2 separate regions of the Homo sapiens genome follow, and region 2 is linked to region 1. Evidence: chromatin loops called from intact Hi-C (ENCODE). Cell type or tissue: PC-3. All regions are shown on one strand. Each heading gives the region's core, and the rest is flanking DNA. Links, peaks and the distances in the headings are about the cores only. Region 1 overlaps CMIP (c-Maf inducing protein). Region 2 overlaps CMIP (c-Maf inducing protein).

The links. Hi-C counts contacts between places; a loop is a spot of excess contacts. Peaks named below come from ENCODE experiments on the same cell type or tissue, not always from the same donor. Only the 100,000 strongest peaks of a DNase experiment are listed, where the experiment ranks them.
Region 2: a loop joins it to region 1, with 3 times the contacts of the local background. A loop is called at or near these places in 7 of 110 quality-filtered maps.

The regions. Positions count from the first base shown.
Region 1 is chr16:81,576,868-81,586,818 of GRCh38, forward strand. The region is part of intron 1 of CMIP (c-Maf inducing protein); the gene reads left to right. Among named protein-coding and RNA genes, the nearest start is that of MIR6504, 30 kb to the right of the region's middle. RefSeq lists an enhancer at 5,313-6,130. In PC-3, for the core only: a CTCF peak has its summit at 9,193; DNase peaks (open chromatin) are centred at 4,434, 7,204 and 7,484; H3K27ac peaks cover 6,989 bases.
Region 2 is chr16:81,505,167-81,515,117 of GRCh38, forward strand. The region is part of intron 1 of CMIP (c-Maf inducing protein); the gene reads left to right. Among named protein-coding and RNA genes, the nearest start is that of MIR7854, 24 kb to the right of the region's middle. RefSeq lists enhancers at 80-349, 360-429, 7,687-8,517, 8,225-8,354. In PC-3, for the core only: no CTCF peak of the experiment used is centred there; a DNase peak (open chromatin) is centred at 6,325; H3K27ac peaks cover 6,526 bases.

The sequences.
Region 1 (9,951 bases), core at 1,346-9,345:
TGGTGAAGCTTGAGAAGTACTTGGTCGTAGTGGAGGCTGCTCTGATCACATCATCACCACCACCACAATCAACAGCAGCATCACTGTCACTGTCATCATCACCACCACTATTAGCATCACCACCAACATCCCCATTACCACTACATTATTATCACTATCACCATCACCATCATCACCATCATAACCATCACCTTTATCACCACCATCATCCCCATTACCACTACATTATTATCACTATCACCATCACCACCATCATAACTATCACCTTCATCACCACCATCATCCCCATTACCACTACATTATTATCACTATCACCATCACCATCATCACCATCATAACCATCACCTTTATCACCACCATCATCCCCATTACCACTACATTATTATCACTATCACCATCACCACCATCATCACCATCACCTTCATCACCACCATCATCCCCATTACCACTACATTATTATCACTATCACCATCACCATCATCACCATCACCACCATCATAACCATCACCTTCATCACCACCATCATCCCCATTACCACTACATTATTATCACTATCACCATCACCATCATAACCATCACCTTCATCACCACCATCATCCCCATTACCACTATATTATTATCACTATCACCATCATCACCATCACCTTCATCACCACCATCATCCCCATTACAACTATATTATTATCACTATCACCATCATCACCATCACCTTCATCACCACCATCATCCCCATTACCACTACATTATTATCACTATCACCATCACCACCATCATCACCATCACCTTCATCACCACCATCATCCCCATTACCACTACATTATTATCACTATCACCATCACCATCATCACCATCACCTTCATCATCACCGTCATCCCCATTACCACTACGCTATTATCACTATCACCATCACCATCATCACCATCACCTTCATCATCACCGTCATCCCCATTACCACTACGCTATTATCACTGTCACCATCACCATCATCACCATCACCTTCATCATCACCATCATCCCCATTACCACTACGCTATTATCACTGTCACCATCACCATCATCACCATCACCTTCATCACCACCATCATCCCCATTACCACTACATTATTATCACTATCACCATCACCATCATCACCATCACCTTCATCACCACCATCATCCCCATTACCACTACTTTATTATCACTATCACCATCACCATCATCACCATCACCTTCATCACCACCATCATCCCAATTACCACTACATTATTATCACTATCACCATCACCATCATCACCATCACCACCATCATAACCATCATCCCCATTACCACTACATTATTATCACTGTCACCATCACCATCATCACCACCATCATAACCATCACCTTCATCACCACCATCATCTTCGTCACCACTGTTACAGCATCACCACTATCACCATCGTCATCATTTAACTAAAAGTGAGAGACACTGCATATAAGGTCTCTTTCCTGCTCTTCCTGGGGTCTTTGTCATAAAGAGTACAGAGTCCCTTAATCTCTCCCTGGTCAATGGCAGTCCCAGCCCTGAGCTATGTGAGTGCTGGGTCTTGTTACTTTGAATTGTATACCTGAGCAAGGGGAAGAACACAGAGAGAGTTCTCCAGATGTTTTGTGTCTCCCTCTCTCCTTCCTTCTCCAAAAACGATCTCATCTCGGAGCTCACATTGGAGAGAGCTGTCCTTGTGAATTTCCCCACCCCTTCCTCTGGTCCCTTCAGTCCATAAAGTATGAAATCTCCATGCCATGGGCTGGTGTGTAGGATGTTCTTCCCAGCCAGTTGGATAAAGACATTTTGGTTTTTTGCACGTGGGAGACATCACAAAAGACTGTGCATACATCCTCTGTGTCCCTCTCTGGGGACCATGGCCTGGAAGCAGCCAACACCTGCTCCCTTCCTGCACTGGCGTCGGAAAAGTTCCATGGCAGATAAGCCCGTGCCATTGCAGGGAAGCCTTCACTCCAAAGCCACTTGCTGCCCCGGAGACCTGGCCTGCGAGGTCCAAGGTTGTGCCATCTGACCCCAGATGCTTCTTCTCCTTTCTGTGCTGGCCAGTGGGAGACAGCAGAGGGAACACTGGACTAAGAGTCAGGAGACACAGTTCCAGATCTAGCTCAGCTTCTTCAGCTCCAGAAAGCAATTTGCCTCTCCTGAGTCTGTTTTTCTTCCATAGAATCTCGGATTCAGATAAGAATTCCAGTTGACCTAGGGCAAGCACCCTCGCCTCTCTGTGCCTCAGTTTCCCCTGCAGGGACATGGGGATGGCACCCCCCTGCCTCCTAGGGCTATTGCAGGGATGATAAGGGGTTACTTCTTAACAATGAGGAGGAAGATGAAGGTGAAGGGTGGTGGCGGTCCTTGCAAGACAGAGGCCAGCAGCTGGTCCTCCTGGGGCCTCCATGGGGCAGCTCTCAGGTGTGGAAGGCATTCACCTTTGTCCCTCTGACTGGTACTCTTTGGCCCTAGCTCTGCTCTCTTGAGCCACCACAAATCCAGCCCCTTCCTCTGTGCCCCAAAACAGCCCTCCAGACCTCGGAAGCCAGTTTCTAACTGGACAGCAATCCTGCCCCTTAGTGTCATGTTCACCTTGAGCCTCCTTCTTGAAGGAAACCAGCAGAACCCTGCCAGGCCCTTTCTTGGTTGTCTCACTGGGAAGAGGGAAAATGTGGACTTGGAGAGATTGTCCCTGAACCATAGCAGGTGTGGAAGAGGTAGAGGGGGCATGGCCCAGCCCTGCTCCCCCCTGAAGGCAACACCTCCCGCTGAGTGTCACCTGCCTTCTGTTTTAAGGGACTCTGGGCAAAGATTTCATGTAAAAAAAGAGTTCTGCCACTTAAAAAAAAATGGATCACGAGGTCAGGAGATCGAGACCATCCTGGCTAACATGGTGAAACCCCGTCTCTACTGAAAAATACAAAAAAATTAGCTGGGCGTGGTGGCGGACGCCTGTAGTCCCAGTTACTCGGGAGGCTGAGGCCGGAGAATGGCGTGAACCCGGGAGGCGGAGCTTGCAGTGAGCCGAGATCGCACCACTGCACTCCAGCCCGCCTGGGCGACAGTGCGAGACTCCGTCTCAAAAAAAGAAATTAAAAAAAAAATGATATGACAGGTTTAAAAAGTTTGAAGCTAGGATAACTGTGGCTCAACTTGTCTTTCTGAAGAACGGATATTTCCAGTAGAATGGAACCAGTGTCTTGGGGCTCCCAAGAGTTCATTCTCCCCTTAAGATGGAGGCAGGGGTTTCCTAACCTGCTTAGCTGCCTTGACACCCTCCCTCAGCTCCCATTCCTAATCTCCAGCTTTACAGCAGCTGTGATGTAGGGCCTTGAGGGCAGGGCCGTGATCAGACCCCTTTAGGGGACAGACAAGAATCAGAGAAGCGAGGTGCCCTATGTCTCCCGGCTCTGGAGCCTGTTTGTGACATGGTGAGCTACACGCTGGGCACTAAGCTAAGGTATTTTTGTCTTTCTAATTGAGATAAATTCACCTCATATGAAATTGCCCACTTAATTTATTTTGGGTTTGTTTTCTTTCTCTTTTCTTTCTTTTTTTAATTTTTTTATTTTTGAAATGGAGTCTCACTCTGTCACCCAGGCTGGAGTGCAGTGGCGTGATCTCGGCTCACTGCAACCTCTGCATCCTGGGTTCAAGCAATTCTTGTGCCTCAGCCTCCCAAGTAGCTGGGACTATATAGATGCCTGCCACCACACCCAGCTAATTTTTGCATTTTTAGTAGAGACAGGGTTTTGCCATGTTGGCCAGGCTGGTCTCGAACTCCTGACCTCAAGTGATCCACCCGTCTTCGCCTCCCAAACTGCTGGGATTACAGGCGTGAGCCACTGCTCCTGGTTGCAGTGAGCCGAAATCATGCCACTGCACTCCAGCCTGGGCAACAGAGCGAGACTCTGTCTCAAAAACAAACAAACAAGAGCATAGTTCAGCGGCCTTTAGCAAATTCGCGATGTTGTGTAACTGCCACTTCTATCTAATTCCGAAACCTCTTCTCCACCCCAGCACGAAATCTCGTGCCCATTAGCAGTCATTCCCCATTCCCCTCTCTTCCAGCCCCCTGACAGCCATCAATTTCTGTCTTTTTGGGCTTTCCTCTTCTGGACTTTTCATAGCAGTACAATCACACAGTACATGGTCTTTTTCCACTGGCTTCTTTCCCTCAGCGTCATGTTGTCAGGGTTCTTCCGTGTTGCAGCATGTGTCAGCACTGCCTTCCTTTTGATGGCAGAATGATACTCCATTGTCTGTATGTATCATTTTTCTTTCTTATCCATTCATCTGTTGATGGACGTTTGTGTTGTTTTCACCTTTTTGGCTGTCGTGAATAAGCGGCCGTGAGCATTCTTGTACAAGTGTAGTCATGCATTGTTTCACGATGGGGATACGTTCCGGGAAGCGCGTAGTTAGGTGATTTAGTCACTGAGCGAACATCCTGGAGTGTGCTCACAGAAGCCTCGATGGTGTAGCCTGCCTCACACCTGGGCTGTGAGGTGCGGCTTATTGTTCCTAGGCCACAAACCTGTACAACAGGTTACTCTACTGAATACTGGTGGCAGTTGTAACATAGTGGTAAGTATTTGTGTGTCTAAGCATATCTAAACATAGAAAAGGCACAGTAAAAATATGGAATCATAATCTTATGGAACCGCAGTCATAAATGTGGTCCATCGTGACCAGAACGTTGTTATGCAGTGCTTGGCTGTATTTGTTTGAGTCCATGTTTTCAGTTCTTTGGGGTATTCACCTAGAAGGGGAATAGCCGAGCTTGGCATTTTAGGAATAGTGCTATCCTTATTCCTCACCATAACACCCTGAGGTTGCTACAGAGGGAAAACCGAGGCACAGGGCAAGGGAACCACTTCCTCACGCAGACAGCTCTGGGGTGGCAGAGCTGGGGTTGGGACCCAGGGAGCCTGATCCCCAGAACCCTTTAGTCCCTGCTCTTTTCCTTCTCTGCAGAGGGGCCTTGTATTAATCAGTTCTTACCTTGCTCTAAAGAAATACCTGAGACTGGGTAATTTTAAGAAAGGAGGTTTAATGGGCTCACGGTTCTGCAGGCTGTGCAGAAAGCATGGCAGCATCAGCTTCTGGGGAGGCCTCAGGTGGAAGGCAAAGGAGGAGCCAGCACATCACATGGCTTGAGCAGGACGAAGAGAGCTGGCGGGGAGAGGTGCCACACACTTTAAACCACCAGATCTCATGAGAACTCACTATCACGCCAACAATACCAAGAGGGATGGTATTAAATCCTGAGAAACTGCCCCCATGATCCAATCACCTCCCACAGGCCCCTTCTCCAACATTGGGGATTATAATTGAACATGAGTCTGGGGTGGGGACACAGACCCAAACCATGTCAAGCCTCTTCCCCAAATGTTCAGCCCAGTGCCTCCAGGAACCCCTCCTTGGAATATTTTTTTTGCCAACTTGCCAGGGTGTCCCCAGTCTCCTTGAGCGTGACAGGGCCAAGGCAGTGCTTCTGAAAGCCACTTATCAGACTGAGCTTGAGAAGGGATGTGTGGGGACTGGGAAGGGTCCTCAAAGGCCTCCCCTAAAGGGTAGCAAGTGGTTTTTCATTGCTCCCTGGAGTCCAGTGGGCTGGGTTTTCAGTTGTAAGGACCTCTGAGCTTTGAGTCATCTGTGCACCTTGTTGATGGTAAACGGAGGAACACCCTGCTTATTCAGAGACCACTTTCCAGCAAACACTCCGAACCCAGCCCAGAATCCAGGTAGAGAAGTGTACCAAAGTCACGGTGGCTGCCACACTCTAACTCTTTGGTTGCATTCCCAGCAGGGCCTCGCTCCCATGCAGGGCACAGTCCTGACTAGTGTATTGCTTGGGTTTCCAAGACCATGAAACTAAAAGCAGCAAATCAGGATGAAGCAAGAGGGAACGCTTTCATGAACGGCGAGCGGAATGCCCAACAGCACAAAGTCGGCGGGGGTAAAACGAAAATGACAGAAAGAAAATGAAGATAAAGAGTGCACGGCAGTTGGGGGACACCATTCGGGGGCCAGCAGCTCTCCACTGCTTCAGGAGCTCCTGACGGTGGCAGTGTGGGGTAGCAGATGCTCCAAGGGACAATTGCATCAGCAAGAAAGGGCAAAGGCTACTCCCTGCCATCTGCTTAAAGCGAGGAAAGAAGGAGTGTTTCTATCTAAAATTATTTAAATTTCTCTAAAGGGCCTTGGCACTCAGAGGGTAAGCTCTGGCTGGCATTGCCTCTGACCTTGGCCGTCTGATCAGGCAGTGAAAGAAGGAATTGTTCCTGGGGTTGCAAGGGAGTTGCTGCCAACATCTGGCCTGCCTGGCCCCTTTGTCTCCCTATTGACGGCGACAGCATTGGGCAAGTCCTGGGCCTCATGTCTGTGCGAATGTCCCCACCCTGTCACCGGCACTTCCCCCCGGGGTCGGGGCTCCGGGCCTCTCATACAGCTGTGGGCCTGATGGTAGAAAAGGAGGCTCTGTTCTTTAACCCTGAATGGGATCGGCCACTGATCTATTCTTGTCACTTGTTGAGCAACTGTTCTAGGCTAAATCTGAATTCTTTCTCAGTTAGTGCCCGAATTTGCTTTTTAAAAATAAGTCATTGGGAATACTTGACCCTGGGCAGAGAGCGGGACCAGCACTCAATGAAACTTGTCAATAGAGTTTCTCACGGCCGGGTCACAGACGTGGAGGGAGTGACTGAGTCCCAAGAGAAGACCCACTGTCTCACTGTGTTTCCTCTCACTGTCAGCCCCAACCGAGGCTTATTGGGGGTACTTTGTTTCTCCTTTGGACCTAAAGTCCTCTGTCTGTCGTTGCAGAGGCACTTCTAGATACCCCTTTCCCAAGTGGTTTCTGGGAAAGACGAGAGCATCTGAAAGCCTTATGGAGGCTACTGAATACAAGGCCAAGGGGGCTGGATTTTTCTCTGTAGGCAAATCAGGGATATTCAAAGTCACTGAGCAGAGGAACAACACATTTGAGTTGTGTTTTGGGAAGAAAACTCTGGCGACAGTGTTTTGGGTAGAGAGGGAATCGTTGGAAGCAGGAAATAAAGATTGGAAGCCTTTGGAATATTCCAGAAGAAAAATAAGAGGAGGCAGAGGTAGGATAGAGGGCAAGGGAAGGTGTGGAGGAATTGAAGGGCAAGAAGCAGCTGGCTCTGACCCTGGTGACTCACTAGATTCAAGGGCTGGGAGCGCCGAATCCAAGGGAGAAGTGGAGTTGGAGTGTGGCCGAGCAGTAGGCGTGGTTGCCACAAGCCAGGCCTGGGAAGACGGCCCCTAGCGCCCACCAGCACCAGGTGGTGGGTTCAGCTTGCATTGCCATCACTGGAGTGTAAGCCCCCTACTAGAAGGAAAACTCCTTGGAGGCAAGGAGCTCTTTCTGTTTTGTTGAACAATGTGTCCGTAACACCTAGAACATGCTGGAAGTACTTCGATGTCCTCCAGCAAGCACTCCGTAAATATTTGATGAATGAATAAACTGTGAGTCTGAAGCGTAGGAAGGAGACTCTTAATCCAGTTTTTAGGTTGTTTGTTTCAAGCTGAGTGTAAGGCCATGTTTGTATATGTGTTTTATGTGTGTATATATGTATGTAAGTGTAAAATCATCCTTCTTTTTGTCAGAATGACCCTGTTTTTACCTCGAGTGGTCAGAGTAGTCTGTGAGAATGGCTGAAACCATTGGTCTGTTAAGAGTGTGCCCGTGTAGATCAGCTGCAGTCCCACATAATGACAGGAGCCTTGGTTCATCCAACTAGGAAGACTGAAGCTCATGGAAATAAACATCAAACTAGCCCGGCGCCGTCCATCATCCGAATTATCAACACATCGTGAGATGCCAGGAAATGACTTTCTGTTCTTGAATTGGCCTCTGGAGGAATCCCCTGAGACCCTAGTACTTCATTCTCCCTCTGTCCAGTAAAGGAACGCTTCTGCAAGGAAGGGGTTCATGTGGCTGTGGATGAAGCCTGCTGGGCCTGGATGCCTCCATGAGTCAACTCCCCCAACTGTTCAGACCCCTGTGAAGGGAGAGCAGAGGCTTTGAAATGGCCATTTTAATATCACCCGTAAGTTTGGAAAATTCTTAGAATTCATTGCATTCGTGTGGAACTTCTTTTTCATTGAGGTGAAATTCACATAATGTAAAAACCACATGTAAATGTACAGTTCGGCCAGGCATGGTGGCTCACGCCTGTAATCCCAGCACTTTGGGAGGCTGAGGTGGGCAGATCACTTGAGTTCAGGTGTTTGAGACCAGCCTGGCCAATATGGCAAAACCCTGTCTCTACTAGAAATACAAAAATTAGCCAGGCATGGTGGTGGGCACCTGTAATCCCAGCTACTCAGGAGGCTGAGGCAGGAGAATTGTTTGAACTCAGGAGTTGAGGTTGCAGTGAGCCGAGATTGTGCCATTGTACTCCAGCCTGGGCAAAAGAGTAAGACTCTGTCTCAAAAAATAATAATAATAAATGTACCATTTGGTGGCATTTAGTACATTTATAATGTGCAATCACTACCACTTCTATCTAGTTCCACAATATTCTCATCACCTCAAAAGGAAACCCGTGCCCATCAGCAGTCAGCCCTGCTCCCCTCCTGCCAGGCCATGACAGCCGTCTGATTTCTGTCCTGTGGATTTGCCTATTCTGGACATTTCATATACGTGGATCAATTCCATTCTGAAACCCTTTGTATCAGGCTTCTTTGATTTAGGATCACATTTTCAAGGTTCATCCATGTCGTAGCGTGTGTCAGTACAAATTTAACGGCAGACACCGCATGGCACAGTACCTTTTGGCCAGTCCACTTCCCTGGACCTTAGAAATTCCTTTGCATCTGCTGGAGGATTGGGCTGGAGAAGAACCCCACCTGTCCTGACCCTGCAGCCCCAAATGCCCTTCCATGTCCCTGGCCCAGCAAAATCCTCCTCACTTCTCAAGATTCGGCTGTGAGCAGAGTTAGTGGCTGTCTTCCTCTTTACTGCTCTGTAAGAGTTGCTGCCCCTGTCGTAGCACCTGTCTCACCAGCACTGATCACCTCCCCCATTCTCCATGAGCTCCTGGAGCATGGTGCCCAGGGCGCTGCCGGGGAAGGCCTGTTAGTGAACGTGTGGTCCAGGGAACAAACGCATGGCATTCTCACAGCCGGACTCCATTGCTCCCTCTAGCTTCAGGGATTGGTCATGTTGTCATCTGTTTGTGCTCCTATCTTTTTTTTTTCCAGAAAGGATTTGGGGTGGGGGTGGGTCTAAACAGCTACTTGTAGAGACAGCCCCGCCCCACACCTACCTTCTGTCATCAGGACCCCACTTACCAGGCTCTTTCAGAGATGGGATTTTGGGCCCTATTGATGGGATAGTGAAATGGACAAAGCAACTTTACTACTATTTTGATAACACAGTTTACTGTAGTAGAGGCGTGATGCATCTCTTCTTGCATTGGAGGTGGTAATTTGTGGGTGCTATTATCATCGAAACAGCGATAGTAGAAAGAGATAGTCGTTCACTGCCTACTTGTTTGTAGACAGTAGCAACAGTGATCCTTGGGGGCCCAAGAGTCCCTCTTCACAAGGCCTGTTCACATACATTTACCTAGTGTCTCCCGTACTAGGAGAATTAAATCCCAGTAAGCCCTCACATTCCTCAGTGATCCGGTGTAACTCCAAGCACTGTAGCCTGCCACGCAAGGCTCTCTGTAATCGAGATTTAATCAGTTTTTATGACTCACCTCCTTCAACTTCTCTCTCTCTGCCCAATAAACTCCTATTCATCCTTCAAAGCCCAACTCAAACATCGCATACTCTCTGAAGTATTCGTCCCACTTTCCCTCGGGCTCCTCTGCCTCCACACCTGCACACATACACATGGAATTCTACTAATGTGTAGACATCTGACTCCCCACTCAACTGTGGAGTCCTTAAGGAAGGGGTT
Region 2 (9,951 bases), core at 1,372-9,371, 72 kb before region 1:
AGGACGGGGGTGTGGCCACTTGTACAGGACACACATCACTGCTCATGGTTCATTGGCCAGCACAAGTCACGTAGCCACACCTATAATTTATAGGGGTGGGTGAAGAGGGAAGGGAAGTGGAATCCCTCATGTGTTCTGAAAAAGGAGAGAACTGGGCCTGTGTGGAGGCCATGTTGTTGTTTCGCTTCTGCCTGTTCTTGCTTCCATGTGGGCCTGGTCCTCCAGACCCCACGCCTGGAGAGCTGCTGATCTTGTGCGTTTTGTCCATTTGCACCCTGGTTTTCAAAGGCAGCGGGGTCTGTGAGCCCCAGAGCCTCAGCTGGGACCTGCTGGGCCGAGTTTCTGGTCCCTCTTGGAGCTTTAGTGCTTTCTTAGTTTGGGAACTGAAAGCCTTGTCTGTTTCCCCAGACTGTGAAGAAAGTTATGAGTAGTGTCAGGGAGCTCTGCACAGAAACTTTGGCCAAGATCATTTCCCTCTTGTAAGCTGGGTCTCTCTTTGAGTCTCTCCTCAGTGAAAGAGTGGCTGGTTTAAATCAGGAACAGGCTGGGCACGGTGGCTCATGCCTGTAATCCCAGCACTTTGGGAGGCCAAGGCAGGTGGATCACCTGAGGTCAGGAGTTTGAGACCAGCCTGACCAACATGGCAAAACCCTGTCTCTACTAAATACAAAACAAAAAATCAGCCGGGCGTGGTGGCACATGCCTGTAATCCCAGCTATTCGGGAGGCTGAGGCAGGAGAATCACTTGAACCCGGGAGGTGGAGGTTGCGGTGAGCCTAGATTGTGCCATTGCACTCCAGCCTGGGCGACAAGAGCAAAACTCCATCTCAAAATAAAATAAAATAAATCAGGAACAGTAAGAACTGCCGTTCATTGAGTGCTTATTACATGCTGTCACATTGCTGAGCAGTTTACACACGTTGTCTCTATTCATCCTCCTGCAACCCTAACAGGTGGGACCCCTCTTAGCCTCATTTTATTGATGAGGAAACCAAGGCTCGGAGAGGTTAAGGAACTTCCTGCAGCTCACGTAGTTAGAAACTGGCGAAGCTGATTGGATCTAGGCCTGTGTGATCCTGAGCCTACACTCAGGACCGTTCTGATCCTGACCAGTACTTACTGATTTGGGGTCTGAGAAGACAGTAATGAGCAAGGGCCCCCAGAGAAGTTTTCTGACCTTCACAAAGCCCTGCTGAGATCTTGACCTCTGTTCTTAAGAGGTGGATCTTGCCTCAGTTATGCTCAGCCATTTCATTACACAGGAAGACCTCATTCTTCCTTACATTGCAATTTATTGTTTTTTAAAGAAACTGGCCTTGTATTGTGGAAATAACATTGGAAAATGGAGATTAAAATGGGTAATGGAAATAACAATCAGTAATGGCTTAAGAACAGAAGCTTGATTGGGGAAAAGTCTTCCGAATAGAAAGATGATCAAGTGGGAAGAAAATAAAGTGGAACTTTGAGTTTGAAATGGCTCACTCATGCCTGTAATCCCAGCACTCTGGGAGGCCAAGGCGGGCGGATCACGAGGTCAGGAGTTCGAGACCAGCCTGGCCACACTAGTGAAACCCCGTCTCTACTAAAAATTAGCTGTGTGTGGTGGTGTGCGCCTATAGCCCCAGCTATTTGGGAGGCTGAGGCAGGAGAATCACTTGAACCCAGGAGGCGGAGGTGGCAGTGAGCTGAGATCACGCCACTCCACTCCAGCCTGGATGACAGAGCGAGACTCCGTCTCAAAAAAAAAAAAAAAAAGAAATGGCTCAAAGCCTTGTTCCTGAATGTCCTCTAAAGAAAGATCATCGGCCGGGCACAGTGGCTCACGCCTGTAATCCTAACACTTTGGGAGGCCGAGGTAGGTGGATCACGAGGTCAGGAGATCGAGACCATCCTGGCTAACATGGTGAAACCTCATCTGTACTAAAAAAAATACAAAAAAATTAGCTGGGCGTGGTGGCGGGCGCCTGTAGTCCCAGCTACTCAGGAGGCTGAGGCAGGAGAATGGCGTGAACCCAGGAGGCGGAGCTTGCAGTGAGCCGATTGTGCCACTGCACTCCAGCCTGGGTGACAGAGCTAGACTCTGTCTTAAAAAAGAAAGGAAGATCATCTGCCCAGCCTTGGCTTTCTGGGGGTCTTGGGTACCCTCCCTCTGCAGCTGCTAAAGATAAGCCTAAAACTACGTTTCTCAAACTGGGATATGTGCAGCCTGTGAGGGTGTCAGGAGTTTGAGAAACCATAGGCTAAATTGGGTGTGTCCTCTATGTGTGTCCACTTGACTTGTGGATTCAGAGGGAAAAGATTAAGTAATTTAACTAATATATAATTTAGAACATGGCTCATCTTCTTGGAATGAGCATTTTCCTTGAGGGGTGGAAAGGTTAAGTCGTTTAATTGGTGCGTAATGTAAAACATGGCTCCCCTTTGTGGGAACATCCACTTTAGACAATTTGGTGAAGGGAGAAAAGGTGAAACCATTTAATTCAGGAGTCATTGGAGATATTATTTTGCTGTTAAAGTGTGCACAGATGTGGAGTGGAATGCAAATTCACAAGGCTCATTAAGATTAACCAGGAGACCTGAGTGGAATCTCCTGGTTGGGGTGGCCGCAGATCACTTTGCGTTTGCCCTGCTTTATATTTGGGGTTCTTGGGGGAACAAGAGGACTGGGTTCTGGGGAAGGGCTGTGAGGGTAGCACTCAGTAGTACTGGGGTGTGAGTCCCATTGCTGCCTGGGACACTGGCCCAGCCTGCTGGAGCTGGACTGATCCGGTGATTTTTGCCTTTCTTGGTTTATTTCCCATTTGGTTTTCCCAGGCTTTTAGTAGAGCCCACTTGGGCAATGCCAACCTATCCACCCATGCTTAACGGAGGAATCAGAGATGATTGAACAGAGAGGAACAAAGCAGGAGCATTCCTCCCCCAACCTTGTTCTAGAGACAAAGTGAGTGCTACATCCTCTACTTTATATTATTTTGAAATATTAAATGTGTGCATTTATTTTTGAATAGATAGGACTTTCATATGATGCACAGCTCAGGAAATCTATAAGGAAATGTGGTGAAAAGTCCCTCTTGCCCTGTGGCCCGGCTGGCTTATCTCCTCCCCAGAGGCCACAGCATCCCTGGTTTCTGATCATCTCCTTTGTGGACATAATTAGGTACATAGACGCAAATACGTACAAATTTGGTTTGTTTAAACGAATGATAGAATCCTGTGCACATTTTCCTGTAATATTTTCTCACTAAACAATAGTGAGGAATGGTTGCATATCAGGACAGCTTCCCTGTTCTCTTTTTGTGGTTACAGAGCATTCTACTCCATAGCTCTATTTGGTCATTTTCTTACTGATGGCTGTTTTTGCAGCCTTTTACTCTTTCAAGCAATGCCATGTGATTATCCATGTATATATATCTTTGAGACAAATGCAAAAATGTCTCTGGGAAAAATTCCTAGAAATGAAATGTCTGAGTCAAAGGTTATGCACCTCTGGAATATTGATAGGTATTTACAGACTGCATTGGGAGTTTCAGCACTCTCCATCAGTCTGAGAGGGTGCTCCGTGAGACAGATCTCAGGACAGCTCCTGCAGGCCTGGGATGGTGTGCAGAATGATCTGATCATGCCTGAGGGACCCACGTAGGCCCCAGGATGGGGATCCTCATGGTGTCTCAGGGCCCCTTCTGATGTATGCTTTTGTCAACTGTGCACTGGGGTTGGGAAGTACTTAGGAGAGCAAGTGTCATGTCTGGAGTGGTTCTCCCTTGGCCTTGCCTGCCATTCCTTTGCTCAGCGTGGAGTCTCCCCTACTCCAGGAATGAACTCTTGAATACAATTCAGGTTCCCTTTCCCTTAGCCTTAAGAGCAGCAGCTTTTATGATGGGAAGGGAATCATTCATTTTATTTTTTTCAAATAAAGATCTACTCTTCAGAGAGAAAAAGTGCCAGCAGGTCCTCATGAAGAACAGATTCATTCAGGTGTCTGCAGGTGTCACCAACACCGTGTGCTCCCCGTGTGGCAGACCTCCTGTGTCCTCAGCTGTCATTGCCCCACAGGGCTCTCTTTAGCTCCATCCTATAGATGCGCAAGCAGGTGCAGAGAGATGTGGCATGGGCAGGACCACCCAGCTGGAGAGCCCACCGGAATGATGCTGATGTGCCCTCAGCCTGCACAGTTCCCTGCCTGTGTGTGTGTCTGGGGGCTTGCTTCCTGTCACCTAGCTCGGCATAACACATTGGTGGGAGTTTGGCTTTGGAGATAGGCACTTGGGTTTGACATTGGGGCTGCCTCCTTCCTGCGTGCACTGCCTCTGGCACCTCTCTGAGCTTCTGGTTTTTTAGCTCTAAAAATGGGAATGACTTTCATGTTGGTGCCTGATGTGCAGGTACTCGGGGGTCATAGTCTGGCTGTCTTTCCCTTCCGCCCACTCTGTCCGCCTCCCTCTGGTCATCCTGAGCAGGTCGAGCCAGGGCGGCCCTAAGCAGAGCCCTACCCTAGGGTTGGGGTCAGGGCTCCAACCCTGGTTTCAGGAATGCTGCCTGGATAACCCAAGGGCATGGTCTGAACAGATGTCTCTTGAGGCCTACCTGCCCCAGCTGCACATCCTTGGGGCTGGGTCTTAACTGGGACCCAGACCCCTCAGCTTGCTGTCTTCCTGTCTCCCTTAACCAGGGAGGAGAGAACAGGTGAGTTTCCTGGTGGGCAGGAGCATGGAAGTGTGATGGATCTGATGCAGTGATTGGCTGGGGGCCCCTTTGTCAGGAGCTCCGGACATCCTGCCCTCACGGAGAAGTCCTGCCCCAAAGGAAGTATGCCTGAATCAGACCTGGCTGGCAAATTGAACCTCATTTTCTGATCAATTTCCATCAGGATTTTAGATGAGGATGCTTTTCCTGTATCTTTAATGGGGCGTTTGGCAAAAGCTCTGCTCACTTTGGCTGTGACTTTGTCTCTTGGGCCTCTATCAAGGTATTGACGACAGTGACGTCAGCATCCTGCTGCGGGGCTGCCACCCTCTTTGTGTTATAGTTCTCAAGGTCTGATCGGGGACGAGGGGGTGCTCGCTCCTCACAGCTGCCCAGGAGCTCCACGGAGCAGGTGTCAGGGCCCTTGTTTCCCTGGGTGTGAGTCGCCCAAGTGGGACCATGATGGCCGCCCTCATCACTTCATCACTGATGTTTTTGCTAATAATAATGATGACAATGTCAATAATGGTAGTGTTATTACCACCTAACATTATTATGTGCTCTCAGCTAAGCACTTGGTTTGGATTAGTTTAATCCTTTGACAGTCTTCTGAGGAAACACTATTGTTAGTAGCCCTGTTTAGGAGGTGAGTAAACTGAGGTTTAGCAAGCAAAGGGACATGCACAAAGTCACACAACCAGCCAGGCACAAAGCCAGGATTTAAGTCCTGGAGGTGCGATTCCAGGTCTTTTCAAAATTACACTTCACTACCACCTTTCTCAGATACTGTGATGGACCAGTCCAAGACCAATGTTTTTTTTTCCTTCATTAAAACAAAAAAAATCACAAATCACAAACCTTTATTTTGTTTTGTTTTGTTTTTTTGGTGAGATAGAGTCTTGTTCTGTCGCCCAGGCTGGAGTGCAGTGGTGAGATCTCAGCTCACTGCAACCTCCACCTCCCAGGTTCAAGCAATTCTCCTGCCTTAGCCTCCTGAGTAGCTGGGACTACAGGTGCATGCCACCTTGCCCACCTAACTTTTATATTTTTAGTAGAGATGGGGTTTCACCATATTGGTCAGTCTGGTCTTGAACTCCTGACCTCAGGTGATCCACCTGATTCGGCCTCCCATAGTGCTGGGATTACAGGCTTGGGCCACAGCTGCCAGCCTAACTTTGGGAAATTTTAAAACATATACTGAGAGCATGGGGGAGTAAAATGAACCCCCATGTACTCATCATCTGCTTCAACAGTTCCCAGCTTATGATGAGTCTTGGGGTGTAGCTGCCTCTGTATGCTTCCCTCTCTCCCAGCCACTGTTTAGATGCAAATCCCTGACATGCTGTTAGTTCATCAGAAATGACTTAAATAGGAATCTCTAAAAAATAAAGTATCTTTTAACAAATAGATATAAATGTAATACCATCCTCATGCCTAAGAAACTAACAATAATTCCTTGATATCAAATGTCCAATGTTCACATTTCCCTAGTTATTTCATTCATGATTTTTACTATTGGTTTGCTCATTTAAGATTCCGGACGTGGTCTACACCCTGTATTTGCTTACTGAAGGTTTTACAATCTCTTTAAGTTAGTCATCTGCCCTGTAGAATTTTCCATATTCTGAGTTTTGCTGATTGCTTCCTCATGGTGTCATTTAACACATTCCTCTGTTCCCTGTATTTCCTGTAGATTTCCTGCATACCTTGTGAATTCCTAGTTTGTTTTTACACAAGGTCTCACTCTGTTGCTCAGGCTGGAGTACAGTTGCATGATCGTGGCTCACTGCAGCTTCAACTTCCCAGGCTCAGATGATCCTCCCACCTCAGCCTTCCTGGTAGCTGGGACTACAGGTGTGCACCACCACGCCTGCCTAATTTTTTGTATGTTTTGTAGAGATGGCGTTTCACCATGTTGCCCAGGCTGGTCTCGAACTCCTGGGCTCAAGTGATCTGCCCACCTCTACCTCTCAAAGTGCTAGGATTACACGTGTGAGCCACTGCACCTGGCCTCTAGTTAGTTTTAGACCTGTGCTGTCCAATACCACGGCCACCAGCCACACATGGTCGCTGAGCACTTGAAATGAGGTCCTCATTGAGATGTGCTCTAAGTGTAAAACGCACACTGGATTTTGAAGACTTAGTATGAAAAAAAATATACAGTATCTCACTACTCATTTTTTGTATTGATTATATGTTGAAGTGATAATATATTTGATATATTGGGTTAAAATATATTATTAACATTGATTTCACCTGTTTTACTTTTTTAAAATGTGGCTACTAGAATATTTAGTTTTAAACATGTGGCTTGCATTGTATTTCTATTGGAGAGCACTGATCTAGAGATTTGGTTGATTTGGATTAAAATTTTCGGCATGATTCCTCTCTAGGTAGGTGTTTCTGTGCACTTCCAGTTGCCTCACTCCAGGGTCCCTCATGCCTTGGTGGGGGTCTTTCTTGCTGTGGTTGATGGGCAGGTTCTGGTGCTGGCTGCCTGATCTATCCATCACCACCCCCATCACCTTTCCTGCTCATGTTCCAGTGGGCACCAGCAATCACTGCTCAGGTGCATTATTTCATTAGAGATTGCAAAGGGCAGGTGTTTTAGCTCTACCTTTCCTTCCTCATTTGTCAGATGGGATCATCCGAAGAAGGGCTTCACTTCATCAGCTACATGGTTGTTGCAATGTTTAGTGTGTACAGGAAAGGCAGCAGAAATGCTTCACTCTTCCCCTTTGTATCAAGTTTAGAGTAATAAACTGATTTTGTAGCATCTTCCAAAGGTTTTTTTTTAAATATCAACATGAATTCATGGATTTAAATTTATATTTGATGAATTTCTTTTTTATTAATAAAATTAATTGGCCACAAAATAATTATAATTAAAATAATAATTTTTTTTGAGACAGAGTCTTACTCTGTCACCCAGGCTGGAGTGCAGTGGCATGATCTCAGCTCACTGCAACCTCTGCTTCCTGGGTTCAAGCAATTCTCCTGCCTCAGCCTCCCAAGTAGCTGGGATTACAGGCACGCACCACCACACCCAGCTAATTTTTGCATTTTTAGTAGAAATGGGGTTTCTCCATGTTGCCCAAGCTGGTCTCAAACTCTTGGTCTCAAGCAATCCGCCCTCCTCAGCGTCCCAAAGTGCTGGGATTACAGGCGTGAGCCACCATGTCCGGCTTATTTGATGAATTTCAATTCCTTGCAGTTACTATTCTTTTGGATGCTCCGGTTGGCCCATTTTTGGCTGGTGGGAGCTTTTGAGTTTTGATTTTGATCCCTTGCCCTCTGGTAAACCTCTGAGTTCTTTCCTCTTCTTGGTAGGTTGGAAGATTCTCCCCCTAGATCGAGTTTTCGTAGAGCGGGGCCTGCCTGCATCCGTTGCTGCTCACCAGACCCAGAGTGTGGGGCTTCCTGCCAGCAGGCTATTCAGAGGAGCCGCCTTTCTCTTGGGCCTGGTTGCCAAGGTCCCAGCAAGAGGCTGGAGTTGAGGAGACAGCCAGCGCGGCTGGCCTGGGCCCCACGCATAGTAGGTGTTCCGGAAACGGCTGTTGAGTGAATGACAGGACTGCAAGCTGATCTGCCATACCACCTGGCTGGAGTGGGCTCCTTTCCACCCCGGGATTCTCCAGGAGGCCAGTTTGCAAATAGAGCTGGCCTTTGTTTCTCTGCCGTGTCGGGGACACCTTCCTGGGGCTGAGCCGGCGTGGAGCTGGGATTGTACCTCCAGCTTGTGCTGAGGGTGCTGACTTGGGAACCCCCCGGTCCGTTCTGGCCTGGCTGCTGTGCAGACCCGTGGGTCTAGGCAATGGGGCAAGGGTCAGATGGGTCAATTCCCAGAGTGGAGCTGCCTCCTGTTTCCAGGCCAAGCCGTTTTGCAAGGGACACAGGCATGGCCCTAGCTGGCTCCAGACTTAGTGCCATTACTTCCTGGTGTGAATATTTAAGATTCCAGCTCTCGGATCCTCTGGGCTGGCTTTCATTCCACTGACTTGCAACCTTTGCCCTGTTGTCTTTGCCCAAACCATATTTGCTGCGCTTCCCTCAGCCTAGGTGGGGCATTCTTGCCCCCACTGCCCAGTGCAATCCTGGGGCTAGAGGAAGGCTTTGTGTTTTGACCCCAAAACAGACCATGGGGTTTCCGTTGTGGTTGCTGCTGCTAGTTTAAAAGAAAAACAACAAAAACAAAACAAAACAAAAACGCCGCCAGCTTTGTTGATGTCCAGTGAATCTTCATCCCTAAAATAATGCATTTGTTTATGGAGACTGACTTCATGTATTTACTATAGAAGAGACTAGAATCCGGTGACACTTCCAGTCTATTTGAGGAATGGATTTGCATCTGGTTTTGTGGTGAAGAGGGTAGGTGTCCCAGCCCATGCAGTTGGAGGGGTGGGGCAGGCAGGGAGGAGGAGGGTGGCTGAGAAAGCTTCCCCTTTGTGGGGGCGTGTGGCCACCTCCAGAGGATCAGGGTGAGGGAAGCTTCCAGAAGTGGCATGAGGAGGGAGGAAGAGGCAGCCCAGTTTGACCTTAGGAACGAGGCTAACTTGGGGTGCAGTGGTCAGGAGTGTGACGAGACCATCCAGGTTCCAACCCAGCTGGCTACTCATTAGTCCATGACCTTAGACAAGTGGTTTGCGCTCACTGAGCCTCCATTCTTCATCTGCAAAATGGGTGTACTGTGAGAATTAGATGGGACAGCCTATTAATTAAGACTTTAGCGTGGCTCTCAGCACCGCATGGGCACCCCTGGTAGATCTAGTGTTGCGGTCAATCGCGGTGGCTCTGGAGCCTGAGAGCCCAGGAGAAGGTCATGGCTTCACCCCTTATAACCTGGGTCCCCGTGGGTTTGTTTCCAGACTTCTCTGTGCCTCAGTCTCCTTATCTGTAAAGTGGAGGAAACAGTATTTCCTGCTTCCCAGGGTGGTTGTGAAGATTAAGTGACTTAATACACAATCCTTAGGCTGCTGCCTGGCCTGTGTGTGTGCCGTGCCAGTGTGCGCCATGGTGGCTCTAGCTGTTGCTCATACTAACATCTTTCAGAGGAGCTACCACAGACCAAGTGGGGCGCTGGGGTCCAGTAACAGAAAATGCGATGAACACTCCCCTGAGCATCGTTGTTCGAGGGCCTGCTGTGTGCCAGGCCCAACAGCCCTGGAGGAAGGTCATATCCTTCCCATTTTCCAGAGCTGGAGACTGAGGCCAGGAGGTGACCCATGGCCACGTGGCCTGTCCTGGCAGGAGTGCCCTGTCCCAAAGCTC